2 separate regions of the Homo sapiens genome follow, and region 2 is linked to region 1. Evidence: chromatin loops called from intact Hi-C (ENCODE). Cell type or tissue: heart left ventricle. All regions are shown on one strand. Each heading gives the region's core, and the rest is flanking DNA. Links, peaks and the distances in the headings are about the cores only.

Region 1 (12,724 bases), core at 2,992-10,991:
TCTTGCGTTGTGACAGGCCTGGAGCAAACCCTGTAGCACTTTACCTTCACTGATGGATGGGGGTCTGTAAGTGTGAGTGGTGGGGCCAGTTAGCTGGGCTGGGGAGGCTGAGCTGGGGCACTGCCCACACAAACAGAGGATGCTTTGTTAGTTTCTGGTGCACATTTTCAGTCTTTCTATTTTGGGTTCAGTGCTTCAGAATTGACCTCAGAAAGGCTAGTTGTGTGTCTGGATGCAGCCTGAATGCCAGCTGCCCTGAAATGCTTATCTGAGTTGTGGAGGCCTAGCTGTGGGGCCCTTGAGGGAAGGAATGGAGCAATGGTTAATGGACTGTCTTCACCCTCCAGCTGGATCTCATTTGCCACATCGTAGAAACCAATTGGAGGAAACATAATCTTCATTCCTGGGTTCTCCACTTGTACGCAAGTATTTCTCACTTTTATCATGGTGTACAAAGAGTGGAAACAACTCTGTTGTAGCAAAACCCTTTTGAAATGCACTAGTTCAAATCAGTTCTCACCAGCTTCAACACCATCTAGCTTAATTCTATACTCAGCATTTAAAGTTATGCCCCCCTGCATATGTACCCTTTAATGTATAATAAAAGCTAAAATTAAAACAAAGTTATGCCCGTTACTTTACCCATCCTCTTTCCCTGGCACATGGTTGGTGACAGGGGAGGGACAAATGAGCCCAGTACTGCCAAGAAGGGGAATTTCACTTAATACAATGTGTAACATATGTTCCTACTCTGATTAAATTCTAGGCATTAGGCCGATGGTCACATTCATATTTATGGGGCTTTCTACAAGGCATAGCATTTCATGATTAGCATGAACCCTTGTGTAGTACTCAAAGCCACTGCTTAGGACAAATGGAGCATCACAGATGAGCTCCTTGGCTGACATGCTGCTTTGTTTTTTTTACCCAGCAATAGTCGTGGCAGTGCTGCTGAATTTGCAGTTTTTCACATCATGACCAGGATTCTGGAAGCTACAAACAGTTTGTTTTTACCTCTGCCTCCTGGTAAGTGTTGGCTCTTTTGTCCTTTGGTATAATAAATTTATTTCTTCTTCATATGGGCCCTTGCCTTTGGTACATTATAAGTTTGATGATGAGACTTGTGTATGAGAAATTGTGTATCTGGTGTTACTGTGAGTGATGGGCCCTTAGGTTGGTCTCTGCTGACCAGAGCTCCTCTGACTACTAAACTATGATGTAGCTTATTACTAACTTTAGGGAACCTAGGCTTACCCCATGCAGCTTTCTAGGATAATTTGAACTAGTAGAACTAATTCAGGGAGCTCTGTCTCTGATGTCTCCAGGCCTAGTTTATCTGATTGAGATGTCTGAAGATTAACACTGGGAAGTCGGTCTGGCTTGGTGCCAAGAATTGAACTGATTCTTATACGCTTGGAGGCTAAAAAATTCCCTTGGAATTTTTAAATAGGATCAAGTCAGGCCACAAAACATCCTGGGGAGATGTATATGCAGTCATTCATTTAATTGGTCATTTGTTCATTTAGTCAACAAATATTTGTTGAGCAACTATGACATGACCGGTAACGTGCTAGAAATTAGAGCAATTACAAAGATTAGTAAGAGTCTAGTTGGGAAGATGTACATAGAAATCAGTATCCATTATGAGAAATAAGCCCCTGTTAGCTATAAACTGTCTTGTGCTCATTACATATCAGTTCATTTTTTTATTGTGTAAGAACACTTGAGACCTACCCTCTTAACAAATTTTTAAATGCACAATACAGTATTGTTAAATATAGGTACAATGTTGGATAGCAGGTCTTTAGAACTTACTCATCTTTCATAGCTGAAACTTTATACCCATTGAACAGCAATTACTTATCCCCTACTCCCCGGTTCCTGGCAAGCACTGTTCTACCTTCTGTGTCTATGAGTTTGACTACTTTAGATACTGCATGTAAGTGGAATCATGCAGTATCTGTCCTGTGACTGGCTTGTTTCACTTAGTGTAATGACCTGAAGTTTCATCCATGTTGTCACATGGAGCAGGATTTCATTTTTTAAGGCTGAGTAATACTCCATTGTAAATTCTACACTTTCTTCATCTGTCAGTAGACATTTAGGTTGTTTCCCTATCTTGGCTATTGTGAATATGTTGTGATAAACATGGGAGTATATACATATCTCTTCAAGATCCTGATTTCAGTTCTTACAGATATTTATCCAGAAATGAGATTACTGGATCATATATTGATTCTTTTTTTTAAATTTTTTGAGGAACCTCCATACTGTTCGCCACAGTGGCTGTACCACTTTACATTCCCACCAACAGTGTATAAGGATTCCAATTTCTCCACATTCTTGATAACACTTAAATTGTGGTTTTTTGATAGTAGCCAACCTGAGAGATGTGAGGTGATACCTCATTGTGGTTTTGATGTGCATTTCCCTGATGATTAGTGATGTCGAGCATATTTTCACATAAGTGTTGGCCATTTGTCTGCAATCTTTGGAGAAATGTCTATTCAAGTCCCTTGCCCATTTTTTAATCTGGTTGTTTTCTTGCTATTGAGGTTTGAGTTCCTTATATGTTTTAGATATTAACTCTTTGTTAGATATATGGTTTGCAAACACTTTTTGTCATCCTGTAGGTTTTGCCTTTACTCTTTGGATCGTTTCCTTTTATACATATATATTTTTATTATTATACTTTAAGTTTTAGGGTACATGTGCACAACACACAGGTTTGTTACATATGTATACATGTGCCATGTTGGTATGCTGCATCCATTAACTCATCATTTACATTAGGTACATCTCCTAATGCTATCCCTTCCCCCTCCCCCCACCCCACAACAGGCCCAGGATCGTTTCCTTTGCTGTGCAGAAGCTTTTTTGTTGGGTGTAGTCCCTCTTACATATTTTTGTTTTCATTGTTTGTGCTTTGGATGTCATATTCAAGGAATCATTGCCAAGACCAATGTCAAGAAGCTTTCCCTCTATGTTTCTTTTAGGGGTTTTTCAGTTTCAGGTCTTATGTTTAACTTTCTAATGCATTTTGAGTTGAATTTTGTTTATGGTAAAGATAAGGGTCCCATTTCATTCTTTTGCCTATGGACAGTTTTTCCAACACCATTTATCAGAGATACACGATCCTTTCCCCATTGTGTGTTCTTGGTGCTTTTGAAGATTAGTTGCCTAAACATGAATGGATTTATTATTGCATATAAAGTTCTAATGAGTGTTAAACTTTATGATAGCTGTAACTACATATCAGCTGATATTTAGTTACTTCATTCATATATATTCATCCATTCATCATTTGTTCATTGCTTCATTTTAGGCCAACATATATATGATACTCATTTTGTGCCACGTACTGTTGAAAGTACACACAAATTAGTACACTTAATTTTCATAAAATTTTAACTGGTAGAAACTTAAGTTGGACCACATTAAATTGTCAGTGCCCAACCATTTTTTGGCCAACAAAAATGGCACTTTCATGTGGTTCCACTTAATATTATTCCCATTTTATAGATGGTGAAACTGAGGCCAGAAAGGTTGAGTAATTTGCCTAAAGTCACATAGCTATTAAGTGACAGAGCTGATATTCAAATCCAGGCAGTTTGGCTCCAAAATCCATGCTGCTTCTTGAATTTTATATTCCAGTTGAATTAGTTGATGTTGAAACATGGGCTATTTATGGGCCTAAAGAATCCCTACAGCATATGCTGCTCTGCATTTATGACACATCTGATACGGTTTGGAATCCTTCATTCTTCATCCACCTTATTTAATGTCTGTCTGTATGGCAGTACAAAAGGAGTTGAAAGGGACCATTTGTGAGGGGAATGGATGGTTTAAAATTATCCCAATGGAATATGAGTTATGAGGTACACCCTAGAAAGATTGAAGGATTACAGGAAAACTACCTTTGTGGCTTAAATTCTTAATTGTTTGTTGTTAACACAAAAAATTTGGTAGGGAAATGGATTGACAGTTTTAGATTTGTTCATTACAGATATTCAAGCTTCTTTTGAAAATAAATGAAACTGACTTACTGGGGACATTGTTACGCCTGGAGATCATAAAAATCCACTTTCTACCCAACTCACATTCCTTCACAGTGATAAGGAGGGAAAACAAAGATGTTATCCATAGTGATCGAGAATTATTATAAGTAGACTTATGGCTTGTGTCTGTGGGTCAGGTAAGGAAAAGGTGTTTCTCATTTTTTTAATTATACTTTAAGTTCTAGGGTACATGTGCACAACGTGCAGGTTTGTAACATAGGTATACATGTGCCATGTTGGTTTGCTGCACCTATTAACTCGTCATTTACATTAGGTATTTCTCCTAATGCTATCCCTCCCCCAGCCCCCAACCCCACGACAGGCCCCAGTGTGTGATGTTCCCCCCCAACCCTTGTCCAAGTGTTCTCATTGTTCAATTCCCACCTATGAGTGAGAATGTGTGGTGTTTGGTTTTCTGTCCTTGGGATAGTTTGCTGAGAATGATGGTTTCAAGCTTCATCCATGTCCCTGCAAAGGACATGAACTCATCCTCTTTTATGGCTGCATAGTATTCCATGCTCTCTCCTTTTCTCTTGAATGTTTATTTCCATCATGTGACATGGAAATAGAGGGGGGAGGTGACACTGGATCATGTGTGTGTGTGCATGTGCATGCTTGTATGAATTCAGGGTGTTTCTATATGCACATGCGTAAGTGTGCTTGCTTTCCAGGCCTATTGGACTAATGATGACTGTTTGAGTTACGATTGTCAGAGACTTGTAACATGAATTGGTTAAAGTTAAGAAGAGAATGGGGAACACAAAAAGGAAGTCAGGGTTTAGAGCTAGGGCATTTGCTTTTAAAAAAAGGAACTGTATTGCACTTGCTGGCTAGAGGAGGCCAGGAGCCCTGGAAGATGAGGATTAAAGTTGGGTGGAGCTGATGACTAATTATAGCCAATTTGCTCTGTTGCTCAGAGCTGATGTATAGAGGCCAAGAACAGGTCCCTGAACTTGGGACTGTGCCCTGGGGATAGAGGATGAAGGGTCATCAGGGACCTTTAGCATATGAACACAGGGCTGGAGAGGGAAATTTGAATCCAGAAAATCAATATCATCAATAATCTAGTGTAAACTTTTCTTCAGAAATAATTTTGTAACTTTTTACTAATAGTTTTGTGAAGAATTTCCAAATCCATTTGAAAAACGTTGTTGTTAATTAACTAGTAAAATAGTGGAGTTTTTTTGGACTCAGGGAAGCTAGTGGACTCATCCTGTTAGCCCATTAACACATGCTTGTGGGCAGAGCCTGTACTTCATCTGACCCTTGATGTTACAAGGACTTAGGACTGTGCCCCATGGCTTGTGATTCATGTGTTTAGAGAGAGAAAATCCCATGATTTCTCTGAATCCAAGCCCTGCTCGTTGGGCATCATCCTTTTGTCAGGTACCTTCCCAAGAGTAGGCTATGATTCTTCTGTCAGTCATTCCCACATTCAATGAGTTGCAAAGCCTGTACATGTTACCATGCCTCTCTGATTCAGTGCCTCCATTACCTCTTATCCACGTTCAGGCAATAGCTTCTCTACAGGTCTTCATACCTTCTGTAGCAAATTATTACTCCAACTCATTCTTTGCCTGTTGCCATATTAATATCCCAATGGTAAATCTTCTGTTCTGCTTAAAAACTTTCATTACCTCCTCAAAGTCTCTCAAATTAATAAATCTCTATCATTCAGCATTCAACCTCTGTCACCTGCACTCATAAGCACAGAACTGGTCACATTTTTAAAAATGTCTATTTTTTGTAATTGATTGTCTGCCTCCCCCAGCAGACTGCAAGGTGTATGGGAGCAGCAGTTGTGCCTGTTTTGCTCATTTTTATACTCTTAGCCCCTTGCCAGGTGTGTGGAAGGGATGTGCTGAATAAATTAGCTTTTCCAACCTTACCTCTTAATCTTTCTCTCCTCTAATATGATTCCAACCCAGCTGGATCATTTACTATTTTCTGAATATGCCCTGTGCTTTCTCATCTTCGGACCTCTGTTCATGTTCTATTAACACAGCTGCCAGTTATTAACAGTGACATTATGGTTGAAAGCCTACCCTACAATCACACAGTTGATGCAAATTTCAACTTACACATTATTATTTCTGTGATCCTGGGCAAGTTGCCTAGCTCCTGTGAATCTTGGCTTTTGGTTTTTCCATTTATGAAATGGGAATCTAGTAATTCCCACCCCATACTTTTGTATGAGGATCAGATGAGCCAGGACACAGGTTGAAAGCCTTGGTACATGTCCAGTATGGGTCGCTATTGTTATATTGCATGCTAGGCTCTTCACAGACCTGGCTCTAGTTCTCAAAGCAGCCCTGTGGGAAAGGTACTGGTGGTTCCAATTTAGAGATGAAGAAATGGAGGCTCAGAAAGGCTTAGTTGCCTGCAGCTGGTGAGTAATACAGCTGGATTCTGGCCTAGGGCTGCTCATGCCAAACCTGGCTTTTTCTACTGTCCGCACTCATTTCCACTGATAGGAATTGCATCTGTCCTTTGAAGCTCCCCGCAAATGCCATCACTTCCAAGAGAGCTGTTTTGATTCTCTCCTGGTCTGATACCTTCTCCCATGCATGATGTTTTTATCTGTTGTCAGTAGTAGTATACTTAGAGATCTGGGTTTCTGTGGGTAGCTCTACCCGTGAGACAGGCTTGAGAATGCCTGCCTCTCAATTGAATTCCTATAAATTTACTATCTGGCCATATTGTCTTAATTCTTTCTTTTCTATACTTTAGTCCAAGTAGACTCTAAAAGCCTTTCTCTAGGGCATACCCAGAGATAAGCCATATAAACTATTGCCTTCTGGTCCAAATTTGTTTCCCTTCAGCAAAATGGTCCTCATCCCAACAACCTTTTAGTCTGGACATACGAAATCTGAAATGCTTCTGTACTCTTTTGCTATCTTACTGTAGAATCACAAACATATCAAACCGTAAAACCATTGAGCAGGCCCTTGCTCTGTTTCTGTGCAGGAAGAGACCCAAGGAGCAAGGAATGTATACTTACCGGAAACTTACTATAGACCCAGCGTGATATTTAGTTACGAATAATACAGAGAAGGAAACTTGGACCTTGTTTTCAAGAAATTCAGTTGGTTCCAGGCACCAAGCACTGAACTAAGTGCTTTATTAACATGATCTAATCCATTCCCCGGGGGCTGCTGGAGATGTTGGCTGACTGTGTTTACCCTCCAGATCTCTCATCCTAGGTTTTCATACTCTGCACACCATCCTCGGGGTCCAGTGTCTCCCTTTGCATAACCTGCTGCATTGCATTGACAGTGGAGTGTTGCTTCTCACTGAAACAGCTGTCATAAGGCTCATGAAAGGTAAGAAGCCCTGAGTTTGCCAGAGTGCTAGTTCCAGCCTGAGCACCACCAAGGCTAGCTTCTTGGGTGTGCAACCTGTGCAGTCACCAAGAGCCTGGCTGCACTCAGAAGAGTGCCCTGCTCAGTTTAATGCTGCATTACATCTTGAAATTCTTAGTAGTATTTGAACGAGGGCTTGCTCGTGTTCATTTTGTGCTGAGCCCCACAAATTATACAGCTGGTCCTGTGAGCACAATCCATTCCCTGTAATCATCTTTTGGGCCAATTTAAGGTTTCTGAGCCCTTCACGAGGTCCTAAGGGACTTTTCAATCCACATACAACTATTAGATTCCTTTTCTGTGCAAGAGGGCACTTGAGGCTAGGAACCTCTGCAGGCTTGTTTCTCAAGAAAATGTCACGAAATGGCTTATTTTCAGCTGATTAACTCTGTCATCTCAAAGTTAGACTAGAAATGCAAGGAAAATTATTGAGAGGGGCAATTAAATGAATTTGAACTTTAAATTCTGTAGTATAATCACTCAAATTATTCAATTGTATTTTAAGATGATTTTTGTTTATATGAAAGCATTTGTCATTCCTCAAGGTACCTTCTGTTTTAAGTTAGTCAATAAAATTGCTTTGTACCTGGCAGCCTGTTATAGAAAAATCCCTTTTTATTCAGAGAGTCAGAGTAAAATTTCCAAAATGCTGTTAGATTAGCTTGAGAATACACAGTTGGGATATGTCCTATCAAGATGAACCACTCAAGTATTAATATTAACTTGCTAAAGTATCAAAATGGGTATTTGTTTCATTTGCTAATCTCTAACTTTCTTGTAGATCTGGATAATACAGAGAAAAATGAAAAACTGAAATTCAGTATCATTGTGCGGCTTCCTCCGGTAATACTGAGTTACATTTTATTTTCTCCCTAAGCTTTGGCATTACCCTCCTTCAATTTCTTCTTGCAAAAAGAGCATTTACTTGCTTTGGGTTAAAGTCAATTGAATTGTTTCACTTTTCAACACTTCCAAGAAATCCCACCCGTCCCCAGCCCTCTGTTAGCTGTTTCCCACTTGGCCTACAAAGCACTTGCTCTCTGGCTCTGCACTGCCTTGGCACAGTCCAGTGAGAACATTAAGCCATTTTTGCCTCTTAGGAAACCACACTAATATTTACATCTGAGTCTGAGAGGGAGGGAGAAGGGGAAACGTGCTTTTGGCATTTAAACAGATTTAACTTGGATACATTGGAATACAGGTGAGGACAGAAGGTTCTAGACCTGTATTTCCCCTTACTGCATTTCTACCATGGTAGGAAGACATTCCTAGGTCAAAGGAAGAATGAGAAACATGAGGGAATATCAACACTTAGAGTGAGAGATACTATGAAAATATGACATGGTAGGAAGACATTCCTAGGTCAAAAGAAGAATGAGAAACACAAGGGAATATCAACACTTAGAGTCAGAGATACTATGAAAATATGAAATTCCACAGCAAGGTCTTCCGAGCCTCTAACTCTGCAAACTTCCTGACCTGGAGAGCCTTAGCCAGCTCCATCTGCTGTGTACATGCCTTGCACACTTGCACCTCTGGCACTGTCCTCTCACGAACGGCTGTCTGTTACCTTTCTGGACCTAATCGCCCTGCTCTGTAGTGGCCCTTGCCCCTCACTCACAGGCTTACTGAAGCAAAGGCAAGAATAGAAAACAAAGCATATTTTCCATAGCTAGATCTCTCTGGGAAACATTGCTGAATATTTAATTTGGTCTCCAAATTTGTTTATTTCCCCAGTACTCTTAGGGAATTAAAATTTTCTAGGCAAGACAATGGCAGAGAAGTTGATATAAACATGCGTACCCCCCTTAGTTTCCGGTCAAAACATCAGAGTTGGCATGCCCATCTCTGGTTTTGAAGAGCAGCAGATAAACTCCATTTCAGTAAAAGGGTTTGGCAACATCAGTGTATAAACCACTTTCCTCAATGTAGCGTTTGAGAGAGTATTTACTCCCTCATAGAAACTTCATAGGAACATGGCATTTCTCCAAGGGTCCTTAATCATCAAGGGCCTGGAGACTAACCAGCTACTTTGGAATAATACTTTTAAAATTATGAATAGATATAAGGTGTGTTTACTTAATATAGTGTGTGGTATTCGCTACATTTTTTTCAATTTGCATAATAGCTTATTGGGCAGAAGATTTGTAGACTTTGGGATCATCCTATGAGTTCTAACATCATTTCGCGGAACCACGTGACGCGACTGCTTCAGAACTATAAGAAACAGGTGAGTTTCTCTGAAAGCACAGCCAACTAAATGTTTTTAGGATCCTGTTTGCCCGTGACAACATATCTGTATGGACAGCAATTACAGTTCTTATCACTTTATTTTAAAATTGTGCTTATTGTGGAGAATCAGCTTACACCAGAAGTGGTTTCCCTTTTAGCCTCGGAATTCTATGATTAACAAGTCATCGTTCAGTGTAGAATTTCTGCCTCTGAACTACTTCATTGAAATTCTGACAGATATAGAGTCCTCCAATCAAGGTAATTTACTCCCCTGTTCTCAGGGTCTTACCACTTTTCCCTTGACACATCAGTCCTTCCCTATTCACTTCTTTGTCTTCTTTCCAAAATCCTTTTAACATACAAGTAGACCCTTATAGCAATTGGTTTACATTAGCAGTACCAAATTTACTACCTAGAGTAAATTACCAAATAATCACCTCTGAAGTTTTAAAAGAGTCAAGAGGTTTAAAGCCCATTTGGTTGATGCAAATGTTCTTGGTGCTGAAGTTTAAATTTAAGAACACATTCTTAAAAAATTCATTTTACTAAAATACAATTATGATTTTAATGAGCTGTGAGCACAAAGTTATAAATGTTTCACGGACCCATGGTAACCCTTTTTCCCTGCCCTCTCCCCATTTTTTTCCAGCCCTGTATCCTTTTGAAGGACATGACAATGTGGATGCAGAATTTGTAGAGGAAGCAGCTCTGAAACACACCGCGATGCTTTTAGGCTTATGAAAAAGAAAACGCAATTGGATCTGCTGCTGCCATTTTAATCTTGCTCATTAACCTTACTCCTTTGAGAATTCTTTAACAATATTTAAAATTGGTAACAAAAATAGTTTAGCCATAATTGTTTAGCCATGTGAGTTTCAGGTTGGTACACGTTCAGACAGAACTGCTGTATCACATTCCAATTTTGAATAGCCAGTGAGCAATCAAGTGTAGAGAAATGATAAATGGCCTAAGAAGGCATACAGTGGCATAAACGATGCTCTTCCTAGTAGCTTAATAGGCCACAAGCTAGTTTCTGTTGCACTCTGAAATAAAATATGCTTTAAAAATGTAGGGAACAGTGCTTAGAAAAGCAAAAACTAGGTGTGTCATTGAAATAATAGGCATAAAAATTAAATGTTACATAAGAACACTATTTGGAAAGAGGGTCCTTTTAAAAACTGAATTTGTACTAAATCAGATTTGCCATGTCCAGTACAGAATAATTTGTACTTAGTATTTGCAGCAGGGTTTGTCTTTGTGAATTCAGATGAAACATATTTATTTTTTTTTATTTATAAAAGGTTGATTTAGGAATATTTTGTCAGTCATTAAAAAACCTGAAAACATAGTTTTGGCCTGACTTTCCCTGTTTTTTGAATGTAGCCTTCTTATTGAAGCCAAGAATCATGCGTCTATGAACATTTTCTCCAAAGGCCCCCATGTGACACCTAACTCATTGTACCATTTCTTTTTTTCGCTTTTCCATAGTGATTTCATTCTAACCCATAAATACAGTTGCAGCCCAAGGTCAGCCCACAACCTTTTGCTTTTCTGTCTTCAGACTGAACTTGAGATTTTAATGATTATAAATATCATTAGCTGGTATGATCATTCAACTTCCTGTCTAAAATCATTTTGTTCTAAAAATTGTCCTCTCTCATAGAATTACCCTTTTTGGTCAAATACTTCATTGTTACCAATACTCAAAATCTTGGAGCCTAGTCAATGCAATGCTGATTCTTTCTCTTGATAAGGTCATTATCTTTCAATCCCTGCTTTCATTCATTTCTTTGCATACCTGGATTGTTTTAGTTGCTCCCTAAGGTCTAAATTTATCTGAAACATATTTGAGATAAACACTAGTTTGATCTGGTCACTCTGCTCATAATCCTTTAATAACTTGCTATTCATTATAGGATAAAATTCAAACTCCTTGACATTCAAGGTGTCCCAAATTCCTGCCTTGTATAATAGGAACATTTTCTTCCAGCCAGGTCAGTTCACTGGGCCTTGAACACAATTCTTGTCTTAGTTCCAAGCCTTTCTTTAGGTTATTATTTCCCACACCTGGATTCCCTCGTCTGTTAAAATCTTATTCATGCTTAAGGGTCAGATAAACAGTTCTGTGATCCAGGTCATTCTAGCACCTGGTGGCATCTTCCTTCTGAGTCAGTACCATGCATTGTAATATTTAACTAAACTATCCTTCCCTTTGTGATGTTAGTTTTCCATTCTTAGGTTGCTCAAACTTCCTTTGTGGGTATTTTTGAATCCCTAATGAGGTTACTAATTCCTACAATACAGGAACTATGTTTAAATATGCAGTATTTCTTATTTTCAAAGGCACTCCCAAGTAATTGCTTTATGACTCACCAAGCAGGTAAGATTTAGGCTGGGAGACATTAAATTTCTTTTAAATCTGGCAGGATTAGGACCTTGTACAGATGAATTTAGTAAAATAAAGGGATGGAATATTTCTCACTCCCAGAGTTGCAAAATAAAATTCATAACAGCTACCAGTATGAAATAAAGATACTTTCACCCCCTTCCCTCCAGAAACACCACTGGGCCAGCTAAACAGTCATGCAGCCATATCATGGGCTTGAGAAACAGCCCTGGGCCCACCCCTGGCAGACATACCCCCAAGCCAGCTGAGCAGCTCTGTGCCCACGAACTGGACCTGAGAAATGGCCCCATGGGCTACCCCTAACAGACATGATCCCAGGCCAGCTGAGCAGCCTTGCACCCACATACTGGGCTTGAGAAGCAGCTCCATGGGCTGCTCCCAGGCTGGCTGAGCAGCTATATGCCTGTGTCCTGAGCCAGAGAAACAGTCCCGTGGACCACCCTCAGCAGACACATACCCAGGCCAGCTGAGATGCTGTATGACCATGTCCCAGGTCTGAGAAACAGCCCTGTGAGGTGTCCCTACCAAACATGCCTCCAGGCCAGCTGAGGAGCTGTGTGTCTGCATACCAGGCCTGAAAAACAGCCCCATGGGCCACTCCTCATAAGCACATGTCCTGGCCTGCCAAGCAGACTTGCACCTGTGCCCTAGGCCTGATGATAAAC
Region 2 (12,724 bases), core at 1,548-9,547, 170 kb after region 1:
ATTTTTGTATTTTTAGTAGAGATGGGGTTTCATGATGTTGAATAGGCTGATCTGGAACTTCTGACCTCAAGTTATCCACCCACCTCAGCTTCCCAAAGTGCTGGGATTACAGACATGAGCCACTGCACCCAGCCTATAATAAGTCTTAAAATTAGGTATTATAAGTCCTCAAACTTAATTCTTTTTCAAAATTGTTTTGTCTGTACTAGATACTTTGCATTTCCAAATTGAGAAGCTAGCAGCTTGTCAATTTCTATTTTTAAAAAGCTGACGGTCTTTAATCCATCTTAAGTTAATTTTTGTATAAGGTGTAAGGAAGGGATCCAGTTTCAGTTTTCTGCATATGGCTAGCCAGTTTTCCCAGCACCATTTATTAAATAGGGAATCCTTTCCCCATTGCTTATTTTTGTCAGGTTGCTCAAAGATCAGATGGTTGTAGATGTGTGGTGTTATTTCTGGGGCCTCTGTTCTCTTCCATTGGTCTATATATCTGTTTTGGTGCCAGTACCATGCTGTTTTGGTTCCTGTAGCTTTGTAGTATAGTTTGAAGTCAGGTAGCATGATGCCTCCAGCTTTGTTCTTTTTGTTTAGGGTTGTCTTGGCTATATGGGCTCTTTTTTGGTTCCATATAAATTAAAGTAGTTTTTTCTAATTCTGTGAAGAAAGTCAATGGTAGCTTGATGGGGATAGCATTGAATCTATAAATTACTTTGAGCAGTGTGGCCATTTTCACAGTATTGATTCTTCTTATCCATGAGCATGGAATGTTTTTCCATTTGTTTGTGTCCTTTCTTATTTACTTGAGCAGTGGTTTGTAGTTCTCTATGAAGAGGTTCTTCACATCCCTTGTAAGTTGGATTCCTAGGTATTTTATTCTCTTTGAAGCAATTGTGAATGGGAGTTTACTCATGATTTGGTGCTCTGTTTGTCTATTATTGGTGTACAGAAATGCTTGTGATTTTTGCACATTGATTTTGTATCCTGAGGCGTTGACAAAGTTGCTCATCAGCTTAAGGAGATTTGGGGCTGAGATGATGGGGTTTTCTAAATGTACAATCAGGGGACGGTTCCAAGATGGCTGAATAGGAACAGCTGCAGTCTACAGCTCCTAGCATGAGCGACGCAGAAGACGGGTGATTTCTGCATTTCCAACTGAGGTACTGGGTTCATCTCACTGGGGCTCGTTGAACAGTGGGGGCAGGAGAGTGGGTGAAGCCCACCAAGTGTGAGCTGAAGCAGGGTGAGGCATCGCCTCACCCAGGAAGCACAAGGGGTCAGGGTATTCCCTTTCCTAGCCAAGGGAAGGGGTGACAGACGGCACCTGGAAAATCAGGTCACTCCCACCCTAATACTGCGCTTTTCCAATGGTCTTAGCAAACGGCACACCAGGAGATTATATCCCACGCATGGCTCAGAGGGTCCCACACCCACGGAGCCTCGCTCATTGCTAGCACAGCAGTCTGAGATCAAACTGCAAGGTGGCAGTGAGGCTGGGTGAGGGGCGCCTGCCATTGCTGAGGCTTGAGTAGGTAATCAAAGTGGCCTGGAAGCTCGAACTGGGTACAGCCCACCACAGCTCAAGGAGGCCTGCCTGCCTCTGTAGGCTCCACCTCTAGGGGCAGGGCATAGCCGAACAAAAGGCAGCAGAAACCTCTGCAGACTTAAATGTCCCTGTCTGACAGCTTTGAAGAGAGTAGTGGTTCTCCCAGCATGGAGTTTGAGATCTGAGAACAGACAGACTGCCTCGTCAAGTGGGTCCCTGACCTCCGAGTAGCCTAATTGGGAGGCATCTCCCAGTAGAGGCAGACTGACACTTCACACGGCTGGGTACCCCTCTGAGACGAAGCTTCCAGAGGAACGATCAGGCAGAAACATTTGCTGTTCAGCAATATTCGCTGTTCTGCAGCCTCTGCTGGTGATACCCAGGCAAACAGTGTCTGGAGTGGACCTCCAGCAAACTCCAACAGACCTGCAGCTGAGGGTCCTGACTGTTAGAAGGAAAACTAACAAACAGAAAGGACATCCACACAAAAACCCCATCTGTACGTCACCATCATCAAAGACCAAAGGTAGATAAAACCACAAAGACAGGGAAAAAACAGAGCAGAAAAGCTGAAAATTCTAAAAATCAGAGCACCTCTCCCCCTCCAAAGGAACACAGCTCCTCGCCAGGAACGGAACAAAGCTGGAAGGAGAATGACTTTGACGAGTTGAGAGAAGAAGGCTTCAGATGATCAAACTTCTCCGAGCTAAAGGAGGAAGTTCGAACCCAGTGCAAAGAAGTTAAAAACCTTGAAAAAAGATTAGACGAATGGCTAAGTAGAATAACCAATGAAGAGAAGTCCTTAAAGGACCTGATGGAGCTGAAAACCATGGCATGAGAACTACATGATGAATGCACAAGCTTCAGTAGCTGATTTGATCAACTGGAAGAAAGGGTATCAGTGATTGAAGATCAAATGAATGAAATGAAGTAAGAACAGAAGTTTAGAGAAAAAAGAGTAAAAAGAAACGAACAAAGTACCCGAGAAATACGGGACTATGTGACAAGACCAAATCTACATCTGATTGGTGTAGCTTAAAGTGACGGGGAGAATGGAACCAAGTTGGAAAACACTCTGCAGGATATTTTCCAGGAGAACTTCCCCAACCTAGCAAGGCAGGCCAACATTCAAATTCAGGAAATACAGAGAATGCCACAAAGATACTCCTCGAGAGGAGCAACTCCAAGATACATAATTGTCAGATTCACCAAAGTTGAAATGAAGGAAAAAATGTTAAGGGCAGCCAGAGAGAAAGGTCGGGTTACCCACAAAGGGAAACCCATCAGACTAACAGTGGATCTCTTGGCAGAAACTCTACAAGCCAGAAGTTAGTGGGGGCCAATATTCAACATTCTTAAAGAAAATTATTTTCAACCCAGAATTTCATATCCAGCCAAACTAAGCTTCATAAGTGAAGGAGAAATAAAATACTTTACAGACAAGCAAATGCTGAGAGATTTTGTCACCACCAGGCTTTCCCTAAAAGAGCTCCTGAAGGAAGCACTAAACATGGAAAGGAACAACTGGTATGAGCCACTGCAAAAACATGCCAAATTGTAAAGACCATCAAGGCTAGGAAGAAACTGCATCAACTAACGAGCAAAGTAACCAGCCAACATCATAATGACAGGATCAAACTCACACATAACAATATTAAGCTTGTTATGGGCTAAGTGCTCCAATTAAAAGACATAGACTGGCAAATTGGATAAAGAGTCAAGACTCATCGGTGTGCTGTATTCAGGAGACCCATCTCATGTGCAGAGACACACATAGGCTCAAAATAAAGAGATGGAGGAAGATCTACCAAGCAATTGGAAAACAAAAAAAGGCAGGGGTTGCAATCCTAGTCTCTGATAAAACAGACTTTAAACCAACAAAGATCAAAAGAGACAAAGAAGGCCATTACATAATGGTAAAGGGATCAATTCAACAAGAAGAGCTAACTTAAATATGTATGCACCCAATACAAGAGCACCCAGATTCATAAAGCAAGTCCTGAGTGACCTACAAAGAGACCTAGACTCCCCCACAATGATAATGGGAGACTTTAACACCCCACTGTCAATATTAGACAGATCAATGAGACAGAAAGTTAACAAGGATATCCAGGAATTGAACTCAGCTCTGCACCAAGTGGACCTAATAGACATCTACAGAACTCTCCACCCAGAATCAACAGAATATACATTCTTCTCAGCACCACATCACACTTATTCCAAAATTGACCACTTAGTTGGAAGTAAAGCACTCCTCAGCAAATGTAAAAGAACAGAAATTATAACAAATTGTCTCTCAGACCACAGTGCAATCAAACTAGAACTCAGGATTAAGAAACTCACTCAAAACCGCTCAACTACATGGAAACTGAACAACCTGCTCCTGAATGACTACTGGGTACATAACGAAGTGAAGGCAGAAATAAAGATGTTCTTTGAAACCAATGAGAACAAAGACACAACATATCAGAATCTCTGGGACACATTTAAAGCAGTGTGTAGAGGGAAATTTATAGCACTAAATGCCCACAAGAGAAAGCAGGAAAGATCTAAAACTGACACCCTAACATCACAATTAAAAGAACTAGAGAAGCAAGAGCAAACACATTCAAAAGCTAGCAGAAGGCAAGAAATAACTAAGATCAGAGAAGAACTGAAGGAGATAGAGACACAAAAAACCCTTCAAAAAATCAATGAATCCAGGAGCTGGTTTTTTGAAAAGATCAACAAAATTGATAGACCACTAGCAAGACTAATAAAGAAGAAAAGAGAGAAGAATCAAATAGATGCAATAAAAAATGATAAAGGGGATATCACCACTGATCCCACAGAAATACAAACTATCATCAGAGAATACTATAAACACCCTATGCAAATAAACTAGAAAATCTAGAAGAAATGGATAAATTCCTGGACACATACACCCTCCCAAGACTAAACCAGGAAGAAGTTGAATCCCTGAATAGACCAATAATAGGCTCTGAAATTGAGGCAATAATTAATAGCCTACTAACCAAAAAAAGTCCAGGACCAGACGGATTCACAGCCGAATTCTACCAGAGGTACTAGGAGGAGCTGGTACCATTCCTTCTGAAACTATTCCAGTCAATAGAAAAAGAGGGAATCCTCCCTAATTCACTTTATGAGGCCAGCATCATCCTGATACCAAAGGCTGGCAGAGACACAGAAAAAAAAAGAGAATTTTAGACCAATATCCCTGATGAACATCGATGAAAAAATCCTCAATAAAATACGGGCAAACAGAATCCAGCAGCCCATCAAAAAGCTTATCCACCATGATCAAGTGGACTTCATCCCTGGAATGCAAGGCTGGTTCAACATATGCAAATCAATAAATGTAATCCAACATATAAACAGAACCAATGACAAAAACCACATGATTATCTCAATAGATGCAGAAAAAGCCTTTGACAAAATTCAACAGCTCTTCATGCTAAAAACTCTCAATAAATTAGGTATTGATGGGATGTATCTCAAAATAATAAGAGGTATTTATGACAAACCCACAACCAATATCATACTGAACAGGCAAAAACTGGAAGCATTTCCTTTGAAAACAGGTACAAGACAGGGATGCCCTCTCTCACCACTCCTCTTCAACATAGTATTGGAAGTTCTGGCCAGGGCAATCAGGCAGGAGAAAGAAATAAAGAGTATCCAATTAGGAAAAGAGGAAGTCAAATTGTCTCTGTTTGCAGATGACATGATTGTATATTTAGAAAACCCCATCATCTCAGCCCAAAATCTCCTTAAGCTGATAAGCAACTTCAGCAAAATCTCAGGATACAAAATCAATGTGCAAAAATCACAAGCATTCTTATACACCAATAACAGACAAACAGAGAGCCAAATCATGAGTGAACTCCCATTCACAATTGCTTCAAAGAGAATAAAATACCTAGGAATCCAACTTACAAGGGATGTGAAGGACCTCTTCAAGGAGAACTACAAACCACTGCTCAATGAAATAAAAGAAGATACAAACAAATGGAATAACATTCCATGCTCATGGATAGGAAGAATTAATATCGTGAAAATGGCCATACTGCCCAAAGTAATTTATAGATTCAATGCCATCCCCATCAAGCTACCAATTACTTTCTTCACGGAACTGGAAAAAACTACTTTAAAGTTCATGTGGAACCAAAAAAGAGCCCACATTGCCAAGTCAATCCTAAGCCAAAAGAACAAAGATGGAGGCATCACGCTACCTTACTTCAAACTATACTACAAGGCCACAGTAACCAAAACAGCATGGTACTGGTACCAAATCAGAGATATAGACCAATGGAACAGAACAGAGCCCTCAGAAATAATACCACACATCTACAACTATCCAGTCTTTGACAAAACTGACAAAACAAGCAATGGAGAAAGGATTCCCTATTTAAAAAATGGTGCTGTGAAAACTGGCTAGCCATATGTAGAAACCTGAAACTGGATCCCTTCCTTACACCTTATACCAAAATTAATTCAAGATTGATTAAAGTCTTAAATGTTAGACCTAAAACCATAAAAACCCTAGAAGAAAACCTAGGCAATACCATTCAGGACATAGGCATGGGCAAGGACTTCATGTCTAAAACACCAAAAGCAATGGCAACAAAAGCCAAAATTGATAAATGGGATCTAATTAAGCTAAGGAGCTTCTGCACAGCAAAAGAAACTACCATCAGAGTGAAGAGGCAACCTACAGAATGGGAGAAAATTTTTGTAATCTACTCATCTGACAAAGGGCTAATATCCAGAATCTACAAAGAACTCAAACAAATTTATAAGAAAAAAATCAAACAACCCCATCAACAAGTGGGCGAAGGATATGAACAGACACTTCTCAAAAGAAGACATTTATGCAGCCAACAGACACATGAAAAAATGCTCTTCATCACTGGCCATCAGAGAAATGCAAATTAAAACCACAGTGAGATACCATCTCACACCAGTTAGAATGGCAATCATTAAAAAGTCAGGAAACAACAGGTGCTGGAGAGGATGTGTAGAAATAGGAACACTTTTACACTGTTGGTGGGACTGTAAACTAGTTCAACCATTGTGGAAAACAGTGTGGTGATTCTTCAAGGATCTAGAACTAGAAATACCATTTGACCCAGCCATCCCATTACTGGGTATATACCCAAAGGATTATAAATCATGCTGCTATAAAGACACATGCACACATATGTTTATTGCAGCCCTATTCACAATAGCAAAGACTTGGAACCAACCCAAATGTCCAACAATGATAGACTGGATTGAGAAAATGTGGCACATATACACCATGGAATACTATGCAGCCATAAAAAAGGATGAGTTCATGTCCTTCATAGGGACATGGATGAAGCTGGAAACCATCATCCTCAGCAAACTATCGCAAGAACAAAAAACCAAACACTGCATGTTCTCACTCATAGGTGGGAACTGAACAATGAGAACACTTGGACACAGGAAGGGGAACATCACACACCGGGGCCTGTTGTAAGGTGGGGGAAGGGGGGAGGGAAAGCATTAGGAGATATACCTAATGTAAATGATGAGTTAATGGGTGCAGCACATGTATACATGGCACATGTATACAGATGTAACAAACCTGCACATTGTACACATGTATACATGTACACATGGCACATGTATACATGTACACATGGCACATGTATACATATGTAACAAACCTGCACGTTGTGCACATGTACCCTAGAACTTAAAGTATAATATAAATAAATAAATAAATAAATAAATAAATAAATAAATGTACAATCATGTCATCTGCAAACAGAGACAATTTGACTCCCTGTCTCCCTATTTGAATACCCTTTCTTTCTTTCTCTTGCCTGATTGCCCTGGCCAGAACTTCCAATACTATGCTGAATAAGAGTGGTGAGAGAGGGCATCCTTGTCTTGTGCCAGTTTTCAAAAGGAATCCTTCCAGCTTTTGCCCATTCAGTATGATATTGGCTGTGGGTTTGTCATAAATAGCTCTTATTATTTTGAGATACATTCCATCAATACCTAAAACCACAAAAACCCTAGAAGAAAACCCAGGCAATACCATTCAGGACATAGGCATGGGCAAAGACTTCATGACTAAGACACCAAAAGCAATGGCAACAAAAGCCAAAATTGACAAATGAGATCTAATTAAACTAAGGAGCTTCTGCACAGCAAAAGAAACTATCATCACAGTGAACAGGCAACCTACAGAATGGGAGAAAATTTCCGCAATCTATCTATCTGACAAAGGGCTAATATCCAGAATCTACAAGGAACTTAAACAAATTTACAAGAAAAAAACAACCCCATCAAAAAGAGGCAAAGGATACAAACATAGACTTCTCAAAAGAAGACATTTATGCAGCCAACAAACATATGAAAAAAAGCTCATCATCACTGGTCATTAGAGAAATGCAAATCAAAACCACAACGAGATGCCATCTCACGTCAGTTAGAATAGCAATCATTAAAAAGTCAGGAAACAACAGATGCTGGAGAGGATATGGAGAAATAGGAACGCTTTTACTGTGTTGGTGGGAGTGTAAATGAGTTCAACCATTGTGGAAGACAGTGTGGCGATTCCTCAAGGATCAAGAACCAGAAATACCATTTGACCCAGCAATCCCATTACTGGGTATATACCCAAAGGATTATAAGTCATTCTACTATGAAGACACAGGCACATGTATATTTATTGCAGCACTGTTAATAATAGCAAAGATTTGGAACCAACCCAAATGCCCATCAGTGATAGACTGGATCAAGAAAATGTGCACATACACAACATGGAATACTATGCAGCCATAAAAAAGGATGAGTTCTTGTCCTTTGCAGGGACATGGATGAAGCTGGAAACCATCATTCTCAGGAAACTAACACAGTAACAGAAAACTAAACATCACATGTCCTCACTCATAAGTGGGAGTTGAACAATGAGAACACAGGGACACAGGGAGGGGAACATCACACACCGAGGCCTGTCAGGGGGTGTGGGGCTAGGGGAGGGATAGCATTAGGAGAAATACCTAATGTAGATGACAGGTTGATGGGTTCAGCAAACCACCATGGCAAGTGTATAGTTATGTAACAAACCTGCACATTCTGCACATGTATCCCAGAACTGAAAGTATAAAAAAAAATAAAGGCTAATGGAATTTTGACTGGGATGGTGATGAATCAATATATCAATATATATCAATCAATATATCAATGTGATATCGATATATCAATATTGATATCAATATATCAACGTGTCTACTAAAAATAATGTGAGATTTGACATCTTGTATTGAATTAGATTTTCCTTAAATATGGTATTTTCCCCTACTTATTTAACTCTGCTTTAATTTCTCTCAGTAATGTTTTATACTTTTCAGAGGACGGGTGCTATTGACTGAATGCGTCCTTCAAAAGTTCATAATCCCCAATGTGATGATATTTCCAGATGGGGCCTGTGGGAGGTAATTAGGTCATGAGTATGGAGCCTCACGATGGGATTAGTGGCCTTAAAAGAAGTTACAGAAGACAGTTTCCTTCCTCTCTAACTCCACCATGTGAGGAACAACAAGGAGACTGTTGTCTGCAAACCAGCAAGAAAGCCTCATCAGAACTGACCATGCCAGCATGATCAGTATCACCAGCAATACTGTGATCTCAGAATGCCCAGCTTCCAGAACTGTAAGAAATAAATTTCTGTTACTTAAGTCACCTGGTCTATAGTACTTTCGTTATAGCTACTTGAACTAAGACAACAGAACCTGAATATATTTGTTGTTTATCTCTAATTATTACATATTCTGTACATTATTGTAAGTGACTTTAAGATTTCAGTTTCCAAATGCTATTATTAGTTCTTAGAAATACAACTGATTGGCCGGGAACGGTGGCTCATGCCTTTAATCCCAGCACTTTGGGAGGCCGAGGCAGGCGGATCATCTGAGGTCAGGAGTTCCAGACCAGCCTGGCCAACATGGTGAAACCTCGTCTCTGCTAAAAATACAAAAATTAGCTGGGTGTGATGGTGCACGCCTGTAATCCCAGCTACTGGGGAGGCTGAGGCAGGAGAATGGCTTGAACCCAGGAGGCGGAGGTTGCAGTGAGCTGAGATTGTGCCACTTGCAGCCTGGGTGACAAGCAAGACTCTGTCTCAAAAAAAAAAAAGAAAAAGAAATAAAGAAAGAAAGGAAGGAAGGAAGGAAGGAAGGGGAGAGAATTGATTTTTGTTTTTGACCTTGTATCCTATAACTTTGTAAAATTTCATTTTAGTTCTAGTAGCTTTTTAATAGATTTCTTACAATTTTCTACTTAATCATGTTGTCTGTGAATAAAGACAATTTTACTTCTTTTCTAAAGTGAATTTTTTAAGACTTATTTTTTGGGAGGTGGGGGTAGTTTTAGATTCATAGCAACATTGAGAGAAATGTACAGAGATTTCCAGCATACTCCTTGTTCCCATATGTGCATAACTTCCCCTATCATCAACATCCTCCACCAGAGTGGCACATTTGTTACAACTGATGAAACTACATTGACACATCATAATCACCTAGAGTCCATCGTTTACGTTAGAGTTCACTCTTAGCGTTGTACATTCTAGGTATCTGAACAAATGTATAATGACAGGTATCCATCGTTATAGTATCATACAGAACATTTTCACTGCCCTAAAAATCCTTTGTGCTCTGCCTATGCATCTCTCTCCACCCACTCCAAACTCCCTAGTGATCACTATCTTTTTTTAACTGTCTCCACAGTTTTGCCTTTTCCAGAATGTCATATAGCTGAAGTCATGCAGTATGTAGACTTTTCAGATGGGTTTCTTTCACTTAGTAATATGCACTTAAGTTTCCTCCATGTCTTTTTATGGCTTGACAGCTCATTTCTTTTTATTGCTGAATAATATTCCATCATCTGGATGTGTCAAAGTTTATTTATTCATTCATTTACTGAAGGACATCTGGGTTGCTTCCTAGTTTTGGCAATCATAAATAAAACTGCTTAAACATCTATGTGCAGATTTTTATATGGACATAAGTTTTCACCTCCTTTGGGTAAATATTAAGGAGCATGATTGCTGGATATATGTTAAGAGTATATTTAGTTTTGTAAGACGCTGCCTATCTTCCAAAGTGACTATAGCATTTTGCACTTTCACAGCAATACATGAGAGTTCCTGTTGCACCACATTCTTGTCAGCTTTTAGTGTTGTCAGTATTCTGGAGTTTGACCATTCTAATAGGTGTGTGATAGTATCTTACTATTGTTTTAACTTGCATTTGCCTGCAATGTGAAGCATGTATTCATGTGCTTATTTGCCATTTGTATATCTTCTTTGGTGAGATTTTTGTTAAGGTCTTTGGCCCGTTTTTAAATCTTTTTGTTGTTGTTTTTGAATTTTAAGAGTTCTTTGTATTTTTAGATAATAGTCCTTTATCGATGTGCCTTTTGCAAATATTTTCTCCCAGCCTGTGGGTTTTCTCATTTTTTTGACATTGTCTTTCGTAGTGCAGAACTTTTAAATTTCAGTGAAGTTCAGCTTATCAATGATTTCTTTAATGGATCATGCTTTTGGAGTTGTATCTAAAAAGTATTCACCAAACCCAAGGTCATCTAGGTTTTCTATGTTATCTTCTAGAAGTTTCATAGTTTTGCATTTTACATTTAGGTCAAAATCCATTTGAGTTCATTTTTGTTAAGAGTGGAAGAACTGTGTTTAGATTCATTTTTTTTTGCATGTACATGTCCAGTTCTTCCAATACCTCTTTTTTTTTTTTTTGCAACTGCCCCCTCCAGCACCATTTGTTGAAAATACTGTCTTTTACTCCATTGTATTGCCTTTATTCCTTTGTCAAAATTCAGCAGACTATATTTATGTGGGTCTATTTCTGGACCCTTTATTCTGTTCTATTAACCTATTTGTCCACTCTTTTGCCAGTACCATACTGTCTTGATTACTATAGCTTTATAGCTTCCTTCCTCTCTATCTCCACCATACGAGGAATAACAGGAAGACTGTTGTCTGCAAACCAGGAAGAAGGCCTCATCAGAACTGACCATGCCAGCATGGTCAGTATCACCAGCAATACTGTGATCTGAGAATGCCCAGCCTCAGAACTGTGAGAAATAAATTTCTGTTATTTAAGCCCCCTAGTCTATTGCACTTTTGTTACAGCTGCCTGAACTAAGACAACAGAACCTACATATATTTGAGTTATATGTAAGTATTGAAGTCGGGTAGTGTCAGTCCTCCAATTTCGTTCTTCTCCTTCAATATTGGGTTGGCTATCCTGGGTGTTTTGCCTCTTCAAATAAACTTTAGGATAAGTTTGTTGATATCCACAAATGAGTTGCTGAGATTTTGATTGGGATTGCATTGAATCTACAGATCAATTTGGGAAGAACTGCTAACATCTTGAAAATATTGTCTTTCTCTCCATGAACATGAAATATCTCTCCATTTCTTAGGTTCTTTGATTTCTTTCATCAGAATTTTGTAGTTTTCCTTATATATCTTTATTTTGTTAGATTTATACCTAAGTATTTCACTTTAAGGGGTTCTAATGGAAATGATGTTTTGTTTTTGATTTCACATTCCACTTGTCCATTGCTGCTGCGTAGGAAAGTGACTGACGTTTGCAAAATAAACTTACATCCTACAACTCTGCTATAAACACTTATTAGTCTCAGGAGTTTTTTGTTGTTGTTGATTCTTTTTCTACATGACAATCATGTTATATGAGAATAAAGCCAGTTTTATTTTTTTTCTTCCCAATCTATGTCTTTTACTTACTTTTCTTGTCTTACTGCATCAGCTATAACTTCCAGCACAGGGTTGAAAAGGAGTGGTGAGAGGGGACATCTTTGCCTTGTTCTTGATCTTAGTGGAAAAGCTTCTAGTTTCTCACCTTTAAGTATGATGTTAGCTACAGGTTTTATATAGATATTCTTTAGCAAGTTGAGGAAGCTCCTTTCTAGTCCTAGTTTACTCAGAGTTTTTGTTTTTTATCATGAATGGGCTTTGCATTTTGTCAAATAATTTTTCTGCATCTATTGATATGGTCACATGATTTTTCTTTTTTAGCCTGTTGATGTGATGGATTACATCTATTGATTTTTGAGTGTTGAACCAGCCTTGCATATTTGAAACAAATCCCATTTGGTAGTGGTATATAA

Evidence for each region. A loop is a pair of places that touch in the nucleus more often than their neighbours do. Peaks named below come from ENCODE experiments on the same cell type or tissue, not always from the same donor. Only the 100,000 strongest peaks of a DNase experiment are listed, where the experiment ranks them.
Region 2: a loop joins it to region 1, with 5 times the contacts of the local background. A loop is called at or near these places in 2 of 110 quality-filtered maps.

The regions. Positions count from the first base shown.
Region 1 is chr7:77,309,027-77,321,750 of GRCh38, reverse strand. It overlaps GSAP (gamma-secretase activating protein), which reads left to right. Exons shown (of 31, transcript NM_017439.4): 25 at 348-418; 26 at 932-1,026; 27 at 7,262-7,381; 28 at 8,202-8,263; 29 at 9,549-9,650; 30 at 9,811-9,910; 31 at 10,302-11,000. The coding sequence ends at 10,393. Among named protein-coding and RNA genes, the nearest start is that of CCDC146-AS1, 67 kb to the right of the region's middle. RefSeq lists an enhancer at 5,158-5,659. In heart left ventricle, for the core only: no CTCF peak of the experiment used is centred there; no DNase peak of the experiment used is centred there; H3K27ac peaks cover 288 bases.
Region 2 is chr7:77,136,894-77,149,617 of GRCh38, reverse strand. The region is part of intron 1 of CCDC146 (coiled-coil domain containing 146); the gene reads right to left. All of the region lies in intron 1 of LOC124901678 (a long non-coding RNA gene), which reads left to right. Among named protein-coding and RNA genes, the nearest start is that of CCDC146, 21 kb to the right of the region's middle. In heart left ventricle, for the core only: no CTCF peak of the experiment used is centred there; no DNase peak of the experiment used is centred there.